2 separate regions of the Homo sapiens genome follow, and region 1 is linked to region 2. A link is a contact called in ENCODE Hi-C or POLR2A ChIA-PET data. All regions are on one chromosome and are shown on one strand. The core of a region is the stretch at or near the end of the contact, and the rest is flanking DNA. Distances in the headings are between cores, read along the strand shown. Region 1 has its middle 13 kb from the start of CLLU1. Region 2 overlaps LINC02391 (long intergenic non-protein coding RNA 2391).

Evidence for each region. A loop is a pair of places that touch in the nucleus more often than their neighbours do. ChIA-PET counts read pairs that join two places held with the same protein, here RNA polymerase II (POLR2A). Pooled maps may share reads with other maps.
Region 1: a pooled map shows a loop between it and region 2 (2.3-fold over the local background). The contact joins two enhancer-like sites. A Hi-C loop is called at or near these places in 5 of 168 maps with a recorded cell type or tissue (CD4-positive, alpha-beta memory T cell, CD8-positive, alpha-beta T cell, mammary epithelial cell and 1 more), 1 of 37 single-sample maps with no recorded cell type and 11 of 50 pooled maps. POLR2A ChIA-PET finds 5 or more read pairs at or near these places in 5 of 52 experiments (CD4-positive, alpha-beta T cell, CD4-positive, alpha-beta memory T cell, activated CD4-positive, alpha-beta memory T cell and 2 more).

The regions. Positions count from the first base shown.
Region 1 is chr12:92,405,442-92,410,797 of GRCh38, forward strand. No RefSeq gene overlaps it. Among named protein-coding and RNA genes, the nearest start is that of CLLU1, 13 kb to the right of the region's middle. Within about 2 kb of position 3,215, at least 4 of the 41 ENCODE cell types and tissues checked have a DNase peak (open chromatin) inside an H3K27ac peak, as active enhancers do.
Region 2 is chr12:92,287,273-92,292,129 of GRCh38, forward strand. All of the region lies in intron 2 of LINC02391 (long intergenic non-protein coding RNA 2391), which reads right to left. Among named protein-coding and RNA genes, the nearest start is that of LINC02391, 74 kb to the right of the region's middle. Within about 2 kb of position 1,342, at least 3 of the 41 ENCODE cell types and tissues checked have a DNase peak (open chromatin) inside an H3K27ac peak, as active enhancers do.

The DNA.
Region 1 (5,356 bases), core at 1,965-4,464, 120 kb after region 2:
GAGAATGCAGTAACTTCCATTTAGATTGAAAATACAAGATCAAATAGAATATACTAAAAGTGTATAGGCATAAGTATAACAACCTTCTCTTGGGAATATAAAACCTTATAGCAATGCAAGAAATTTGGCTTAACAATTACATTTATATAAAATTTTAAAACTTTTTGTAGAAAGTAAGATTGATATATAGTAACTGGGTGAAGTGGTGAGTGAAAAAGCTAATGTGATCCTAGTGTGTCCGGAATGGGTGGGTTCTTGGTCTCACTGACTTCAAGAATGAAGCTGCGGACCCTCACGGTGAGTGTTACAGTTCTTAAAGGCAGCGTGTCCGGAGTTTGTTCCTTCTGGTGTTCCGATGTGTTCGGAGTATCTTCCTTCTGGTGGGTTCGTGGTCTCGCCAGCTCAGGAGTGAAGCTGGGGACCTTCGCGGTGAGTGTTACAGCTCTTAAGGCAGCGCGTCTGGAGTTGTTCGTTCCTCCCAGTGGGTTCGTGGTCTCGCTGGCTTCAAGAGTGAAGCTGCAGACCTTCGCGGTGAGTGTTACAGCTCATAAAGGCAGTGTGGACCCAAAGAGTGAGCAGCAGCAAGATTTATTGCAAAGAGCAAAAGAACAAAGCTTCCACAGTGTGGAAGGGGACCAGAGCGGGTTGCCACTGCTGGCTCCCGCAGCCTGCTTTTATTCTCTTATCTGCCCCCACCCACATCCTGCTGATTGGTAGAGCCAAGTGGTCTGTTTTGACAGGGCGCGATTGGTACCTTTACAATCCCTGAGTTAGTCACAAAGGTTCTCCACATCCCCACCAGATTAGCTAAATACAGAGTGTCCACGCAAAGGTTCTCCAAGGCCCCACCAGAGTAGCTAGATACAGAGTGTGGATTGGTGCATTCACAAACCCTGAGCTAGACACAGGGTACTGATTGGTGTGTTTACAAACCTTGAGCTAGATACAGAGTGCAGATTGGTGTATTTACAATCCCTGAGCTAGACATAAAGGTTCTCCACGTCCCCACCAGACTCAGGAGCCCAGCTGGCTTCACCCAGTGGATCCCGCACCGGGGCTGCAGGCGCCTTGCGCCCACACTCCTCAGCCCTTGGGTGGTTGATGGGACTGGGCGCCGTGGAGCAGGGGGCGGTGCTCATCGGGGAGGCTCGGGCCGCAGAGGAGCCCATGGAGGGGGTGGGAGGCTCAGGCATGGCGGTCTGCAAGTCCCGAGCCCTGCCCCGAGGGAAGGCAGCTAAGGCCTGGTGAGAAATCGAGCGCAGCGCCAGTGGGCTGGCACTGCTGGGGGACCCAATACACCCTCCGCAGCCACTGGCCCGGGTGCTAAGCCCCTCATTGCCCGGGGCCGGCAGGGCCGGCCGGCTGCTCCGAGTGCGGAGCCCGCCAATCCCACGCCCACCTGGAACTCCAGGTGGCCCGCAAGCGCTGCACGCAGCCCCGGTTCCAGCTCGCACCTCTCCCTCCACACCTCCCTGCAAGCTGAGGGAGCCGGCTGCGGCCTTGGCCAGCCCAGAAAGGGGGTCCCACAGTGCAGCGGTGGGTTGAAGGGCTCCTCAAGTGCCACCAAAGTGGGAGCCCAGGCAGAGGAGGCGCCGAGAGCGAGCGAGGGCTGTGAGGACTGCCAGCACGCTGTCACCTCTCATTAGGTTGCACAGACAGATGTGCAGCTGCTGAAAATAAGGATGTTATAATTTTCCTGCCCTCTTCCCTGGTCAGAGCATATCAGAATCTTGTAGGCCGGGTGTGGTGGCTCACGTCTGTAATCCCAGCACTTTGGGAGGCCGAGGTGGGCAGATCACGAGGTCAGGAGATGGAGACCTTCCTGGCTAATGTGGTGAAACCCCATCTCTACTAAAAATACAAAAAATTAGCCAGGTGTGGTGGCAGGCACCTGTAGTCCCAGCTACTTGGGAGACAGGCAGGAGAATGGTGTGAACCCGGAAGGTGGAGCTTGCAGTGAGCCGAGAATGTGCCACTGCACTCCAGCCTGGGCGACAGGGCGAGACTCTGTCTCAAAAAAAAAAAAAAAAAAAAAAAAAAAAGAATCTTGTAATCTGATAAGAACACCATATTCTTCAAAGGGCTATAGACACACTGAACCCCAGTCTGAGAATAGTGACCAGAATTGGAAAGGGACGCTAAATGAGTTCACTTGAGTAACAGCTGAAGATTCTGGAAGATACTTAGAATAGGGTCAGAGATACCTTTAAATATCCAAGGACAAGGACAAGGATGTACCTGTATGAATACAAAGGTTAAAACAAGCACCAATATATGGTACATTAAGCACTAATGTTTATTGAGAATGTATTACATGTCAGGCACAAGCCATGCAATACATGCATTAATTTATGAGGAAACAGACTCTGAGAAATAATTGTCCCAAGTTGATGGAGTTTGGATACAAACTCAAGCAGTCTGGCTCTAGAGCCTATGTCTTAAGTATTAGCTTATCTTGACAATGCAGCAAAATATAGTTCAACTCAACAAAAGAAAAACTCCCTAACTGCCCAGGATGTTTAAAGGTGAAATACATTATCTTACTCAAAAAAAGTAATGAGTTCCCTGTCACTAGAAGAATGTTAGGGGAGGTCATATAACCACTTGGAAGGCTAAAGCAGAGATAGCTAGTTTTCTCCACTATCTATGTTCTCCTCTTTTTCCTGGTTGTACACTTGGACTGCATGTGCCAGTCTCCTTGCTGTTAGGTGTGGGCTGGTGGCTGAGTTCTGGCTGATGAAATGTAAGTGACAGTGGTACCTGCCAAATCCAGGCTGCCCTTTAACTGCCCCTTCCACCCTACCAACCCTTTGTGTGAGCCTCACCCCCTTGCCCCATCTGCTGGCTGAAAGGGGAATACTTTGGTTATCTAGAAGAAGGAAGAGCCACAAGATGGAAGGAACTTGTATCCCTGAATGGCATAGCCTCTTCCTGCTAATCTGCAATGAAATAAGACATAAGTGAAAAATAAGCTTCATTGAGGTGAAGCCAATAAAATTTTGAAGTTTTTGTTAAAGCAGTCACCCTGTTATGATGAATACAGAGGGCAGAATTTAAGTACTTGATGAGAGATTAAACTCATTATTGTTTAATGTCTACTCATCTTGACATTCTTTGACTTTTGGATCAAGAAGCAAAGCAGATTTTGAGAATATCCTAATTAAAAAAAAACCTTATAACCCCCAATATATTCCTGGACACACATAAAAACCTGTTTGCTTTCACACTATAAAAATCAATGCACTGAAGGAACAGTTCCTCTTTCTCCTTAGAGACTATTCTTCAATAAGTTCTCCTCTAATTGAATAGGAAACCCAGCTACAGTTAAATTAGGAGGAATGTGCATGGCTTACTCTGAGTCTGGCCCTAAAGACCTTTAGACAATGGCACTTGTCTAGTGAACTTACAACTGAGCTGGCAGGTCACAGCCTTGCTTAGCTGCTTGAGAAGTATTTGTAAACATGGGAGGTGTCAATGCACCCCATCTCCCAGAGCATCATGGCAGCTCTGAGCTCTGCTACTTATCTACCCTTGTACTAGGTAGGGTTATTTGTCATAGGGAAGAAAATCTGATTCTAGTGAGCTAACATAATAATAATAACAAAAAAGTTGAGAGGTAACTCAAAGAAAGGTGAATTACCAGGCTTTCGAAAGGACAGGGACCAGAGCATGTGGATGTGATGTCTCCAAGATGCTACTGTTGGAATGGACCATCTTCAAAATGTCTTGGTCCCTGTATCAGGTAGCTAAATATTCCAATTCCTGGAAAAGAACGTCTGACTGGCCAGCTCTTGACTGAATTAGTATTCTGTTGCTGCTGTGACAAACTGTGACTAACTTAATGGCATAAAACCACCCAAATTTACTACTTCAAAGCTTCTGTGGGTTAAAAGGCTGAATGAACTCAACTGGGTCCTCTGTTAGGGGCTCATATGGCCAAAATCAAGTTGCCAGTAGGGCTGAGCTCTGTACTGGAGTCTCTGGAGAAGAATGTTCTTCCAGCATCATTCAGGTTGTTGGCCAAATCCAGTTTCTTGTGATTCTAGGACTGAAGTTCCCATTGCCTTGCTGGATGTCAGCCAAGGACCAGGTTTTGCTCCTAGAGACTGCCTACATCCTTCCTCATGCTTTACCTGTAATCCTCCCCAGCATTGGTGAACGAATCCCTCTTATACATTGGGTCTCTCTGACTTTTCCTTCTGCTGCATCACTGATTCCAGCAAGACAGTGTTCTCTACTTTTAAGGGCTCAAATCATTATGTTGCACCCACCAGGTTATCCAGAATAATCTTCCTATCTTTGTTTTGTTTTTGTTTTTAAACAGTCTCACTCTGTAACCCAGGCTGGAGTACAGTGGTGCAATCTCAACTTAGTGCAACCTCTGCCTCCCAGGTTCGAGCAATTCTCCTACCTCAGTCTCCCAAATAGCTGCAACTACAGGCATCTGCCACCAGGCCCAGCTAATTTATGTATTTTTAGTAGAGACGGGTTTTTACCATGTTGCCCAGGCCAGTCTCAAATGCCTGATCTCAAGTTGTCCACCTACCTCAGCTGTCCAAAGTGCTGGGATTACAGGTGTGAGCACTGCACCTGGCCTAGTCTCCCTGTCTTAAGGTTTGTAACTACATCTGCAAAGCCCTTTTTGCCATGCAATGTAACATATTCACAGGCTCCAGGTATCAGGGCATGGACATCATTTGGAGGCCGTGCTGCCTACCACACTCACCCTTTCACTGATAAGCCCACCAAGCTGGCCTTCCATAAGCAGAAGTCAATCCTCTAAGGGAAATCAAGGTGCCACTCCTAAAAGAGGAGTGAATGGGGTGCTGAGAAGATGACAGCAATAGCTCTCTTTTACTTTACTTTCCAGTTAGAACTGACATCCACAGCCAATCTCTGAAATAAGCAGATCCTTAACTTACAGGTATCTGAGCAGCTAGGCTCAAGACCAGACAATTAAGAAGTATGAAAAGATGAAAGACAATAAATGATGGGTTTGATCTTCCTATGTCACTCTGAGCAGTGAGTCGGGAAATTCCTTTCTTCAATAAATCATTAACCAACACCACATCAGCACCATCACGTAAGGCACTTTGTTATGGGCTACAAAGTTCCAAAAAACTCCATGCTCTGTATTTGAAGAGTTCATAATATAGGTCAGTGGTCTGCAAACTTTTGAGGACACAAAAATTACCTGGGAATTTGCTAAAAATGAAGATTCCTAGGCCCACTGCTATGGTTTGAGTGTGGCGCCCCCTTCAAAATTCATGTTGAAGCCTAATCATCAAGGTAATGATATTAGAAAGTGGGGCTTCTGGGATGTGATTAGGTCATGAGGACTCCTCCCTCATGCACA
Region 2 (4,857 bases), core at 92-2,591:
GAGCAAGATAGATGGGAAAAACATATTAGAAGAAAATGAATCACGAAGAGCATCTGAAATAGGTATGGGCTGGGCACGGTGGCTCACGCCTGTAATCCCAGCACTTTGGGAGGCCATGGTGAGCATATTGCTTGAGCTCAGGAGTTCAAGACAGCCTGGGCAACATAGTGAAACCCTGTCTCAACAAAAAATATTAATAAAAGAATTAGCTGGGTGTGGTGGGTTGGGAGGCTGAGGCGGGAGGATGGCTTGAGCCCAGGAGGTGGAGGTAGAAGTGAGCCAAGATGGCACCACTGCACTCCAGCCTGGGTGACAGAGTCAGACCCCGTCTCAAGAGAAAAAAAATAAAAGTTAAAGGAAAAAAACCAGTCTCCAACTGATTTGATAAGAGATCAAATGACCCCACTTCATTTTAAAAATTTAGAAAATAAAAAAGAGAAATAGGTATGGAGCTTACACCATTGAAATCTGATGCTGTTTTCAAATATCCATAATAAAAACACTAATGTCTTAAATATGGGGAGGTAACTCAGTCTAACCAGCCTTGTTTTTCTAAGTAATGGCGTCAGAAAGCCAACTAAGAGTCCTGAGAAAGGGTTTGGGGTTTGCTATTCGTTCCCAGTGCTAAAATTCCTTGACCAAAAACAATCTCAAGATTTCCAAGGGTGGCCAAAATATCAAGCCTGCTTTCTCTGAGGGAGGAAATATTTCCATTTCACGGAGATGAAGTGGACATTTTCTCAGTTGAGTGTTTGATAGTGTTTCTTTACTGGAAATAACTACACGTCTTCTTTGAGAACCACACTTCTAGGTTTTTTTGTTTTGTTTTGAGACGGAGTCTTGCTCTGTTGCCCAGGCTCTGGAGTGCAGTGGCGATCTCGGCTCACTGCAAGCTCCGCCTCCCGGGTTCACACCATTGTCCTGCTTCAGCCTCCAGAGTAGCTGGGACTACAGGTGCCCACCACCATGCCCGGATAATTTTTTGTATTTTTAGTAGAGACGGGGTTTCACCGTGTTAGCCAGGCTGGTCTCGATCTCCTGACCTCGTGATCCGCCCGCCTCGGCCTCCCAGAGTGCTGGGATTACAGGCGTGAGCCACCGCCCGGCCTTTTTTTTTTTTTTAATCTAAAATAAGGCCACTAGTACTACTTCCTTCCTCCCCTTTCAATGCTAAAGGAGAAGAGATCAACTCATTTAGTTCTCTAACTTACCTAGAAGCTGAGCTAGGATTCGAATCCAGTTCCCTAACTCCTCTTCTGGTTCTCCTGCCACTCAGCCACATGGATTTCTTTCTCTTACACACAGGCTCTTTTTGGCCACGGTAAACACACTGACCTTTGAAATATGGAAAGAAAAGCGCTTTGAAATAAAACTGGCACAAACAGCAGTCAGACAGCCGTCATCTGGAGGCTGAAACAAAGAGGAGCATAGTTTTCAAGCTGTCTTCGTAATTACACGAAGCAGTTATCACTCAGGCCCCAGTCTGCGCATTGCCCCCCAAACAAACAGCCGAGGGCTGAGAGAGCACATAGGCCACTTTGTTGCGCCAGCATACTGGGGAGTGGAGAGCCCCCCAGCTAAAATCACATGTGGCTTGGAGTGTTTTCCAGGACTTCAGGCTTTTTCCTTTCTTCCTTCCCCATTAAACCCCTCTGCTCTTCTTGGCAAAGGCCTTCAGGTGAGGTAAGCGCCAATTAACAACAAAGAGCTTGATGTATTTCAAGTTTATGGCTTAGAGCTGTGTTCTCATGAAATATATTCTCCTCTGGTCCAGAAGCCTTGATGGGCAGAGAGCAAGAATTCTGAGTGTGGTTGAAATTTGGTTCATTTTTGCTACTGCCCTAAAAGTGATTTCCCTTTTGGGGGTTTGCTCAAATAGAAAGCAACGAAAACAAACCCAGAAAAGGGCAAAACCAATTCTGAAAACTTCAGCTGCAAAGATAACTGGAGCAGAAGGCTCAGCAAATTGGGTTTTTTGGGGAAAAAAAAATGGCCTTAAATTTCTTATGGGTTCTTTGGAAATAAATATAGCCAGACTTTGGAATGAGTAGGAGGGATGAGAATATCCAATCCAAAGGATCTCTAAAGCCTTTTCCAGCTTCCAAATTTGGATTTGATTTTTCTATCCTGGGAATGGTTTTAATCATGTTACAATCATTTGAGCGTTATCACGTCAATTTATAAAAAATATTTTTGTGAATTGTTTTTAGGCTACAGTGATATGAGATCTGACCAATAAAATGATCTCATTGGACATCTCAGAGCCCTTAAAGAGCAAGAGGTTTGGCAATAGGAATATAAATAGGTTAAAATATATTCCAAAACAATTCCTCTAATCATTAATTGTACTCCATTGTTTAATATTTTCAGAGCCTACTGAATTTAGCAAAGGGAAAGACAGATGCATATTAAAATGCATGCAAATGCTACACACAAGCCACATTTTAATATATTGTTTTGCATTCATAATTTTAGTCTTGTGATTTGTATTTTCATTTGCTTGGGAACAAAGACTTTCTTTTTTCCGCACTTGGGAAACAAGGCAAGACTTGTTTCTGCCAGCATCTTAATAGTATTCCTGAAAAAGCAGCAAACTTAATGGTTCAGGAACTACTCTCCACCACCTGCTTACTGGCCTCTAACAGGGGCTGCATTTACAATGCATTGAAAAGGTGAAAATACGCAATCAATCAGTTGCTTTGTTGCAGAATGGTGAGCAATCATATTTTTGTTGTATTAAAACTGAACAGAATCATTTTTTTAAAAAAATGTAAACTGCTTAAACGTACAGCCTCTTTTCAGCTACAGGGAGTGGCAGAGTGACTTGTGCATTCACCAAATTTCATTCCTTTTTAATCTGGGGACACATACAGACCGTATTGCTCAGCTTCCTTTTCAATTAGGTGATTTCTGGCAATGGAATGTGGGGCAAAATAATGCTTACAATCTCCATTCAAGTCTAGCCCCTTGAATCTATGGTGCATTTCCCTATACTTGTGCTTTTCCCGTGCTCCTGACCTTCTGGCAAGATACAGAGGATCAGGTGGAGAGCATCAAGGGCACTAGAGGAGCCTCTTGATGATGGGAGGCTGGGTTTTCAAATAAAAAGCATGGAACAGAATCTCTGACCCATCTGTCTCCTTTGACCAATGACTCACAAAAAACTATGACTCTCAATCACTGTGTGGTAGTTAGTCTCTAATGGTCCCTATCTGCTGTATTCATACCCTTGTGTGTCCACCTCCTACATGCTACCAGGATCTGTGTGACCAATGACATATGGTAGAAATGATGGGATGTTACTTCCAAGATTGAGCTATAAAAGACTGCAGTTTCCATCTTGGGTGCTTTCTCATTCGTTCTCTCTCTTGGATTACTCTCTCTGGGGGAAGCCAGCTGTCATGTTTTGAGGTCACTCTAACAGCCTGTGGAGATGCTCACATGGTGAGGAATAGGGACCTGCCTCCAACAGCCAGCAAGAAATTGAGGCTTGCCAATAATCAGGTGAGGAAGCTCGGAAAAAAATTCTCCAGCCTAGTTGATCCTGTAGCTCCAGTAAATAGTTTGAGTACCACTTTGTGAGAAACATTGAGCTAGAATTACCTAGTTAAACTGCTCCTGGATTCTTGACCCCCAGAAACTGTGTGAGATAAATGTTTGTTGTTTTAAGTAGCTAAGTTTTAGGGTAATTTGTTACACAGCAATAAATAGTACATAACTATGAACAGGACTGTAAGGTTCAAAGGGTGAAGACTTTGGTTTATTCTTGAAATTTCACCGCCTAATGAAGTGCCTGGATGAGAGCAGGCTTGAATAAACAATGAATGTGGTTTTCAGTAAGATTAATAGTGTGGTTCTTTACATATGATGTGCAAAGTCAACATGTTAGAGCAGCTACCACTTTAAGGCTAGACAGTGAGGTTACTACATATCTCATCCTGGAAGATGGAATCAACTGCACCTAGATTCAGAAAAATCTAGAATCACATTTCTATCAAATGCATAGATAACAGTTTCCAAAACGTTTGTATAAAGAAGAGAAAAACTCAGCTATCTAGTTCTGTTTGTGTGTTCAGATTATCACGCTTATGCTTGTACAGACTAGGTTCTCTTCTAATAGCTACACATGTTAATTTATTTAATCCTTACAACAATCCAGTAAAGAGCATGTTGTTATTCTTCTGATTTTAATGATGAGGAAACAATATGCTCTGGACTTGCATATTCCTAGGATCTTGAAGTTACCCATTATACTCCATTGCCCTCTCATTTTAACTCATCAAAGAGAACAGAGCTGAAAAGTACAGGAAAGGGTCACTGAATGGATGAAGTGGATGAAGAGATAGCCCTGTAAGAACAGAAAAGAATAATTAAAACTTTTAGATTTGACAAACCCAGGAAGCACTATGATCAAAATTTATGAAATCCTGAAGGAAATGCATTTATTTACCCAAACTGATACACATCACAGGAATGGGGCCCGCCTTGATGTTTATTAGAGATCATTTAGGAGAACCTGAATGCATGCTGCTTCCAAATGATGGGATATACGTTCTGCCTTCATTCCAGCTGCTTAGAGACAAGACCCACCATCCCAGAGACTGCAGTGAAGAGGAAAAGAATATCCCAAACCACAGGCAACCACCTCCTTGTGGCGCAGCCAAGAGCGGTGTGCTTGGCCTCCCTGCTAATTAGCAAAAACCCTCACCAATTCCTTCCAATGCTTGAAAATCAATGCTAGCCTAAAAAAAAAAAAAAAAAAAATCAGAACTGGGCCAAAGAAGCACTGGGAATGAGTAGACATCTCTGTGTCTGCCTCTCCTGATAGTCCCGTTTTTGCTTGTTTTTCATGGGAAC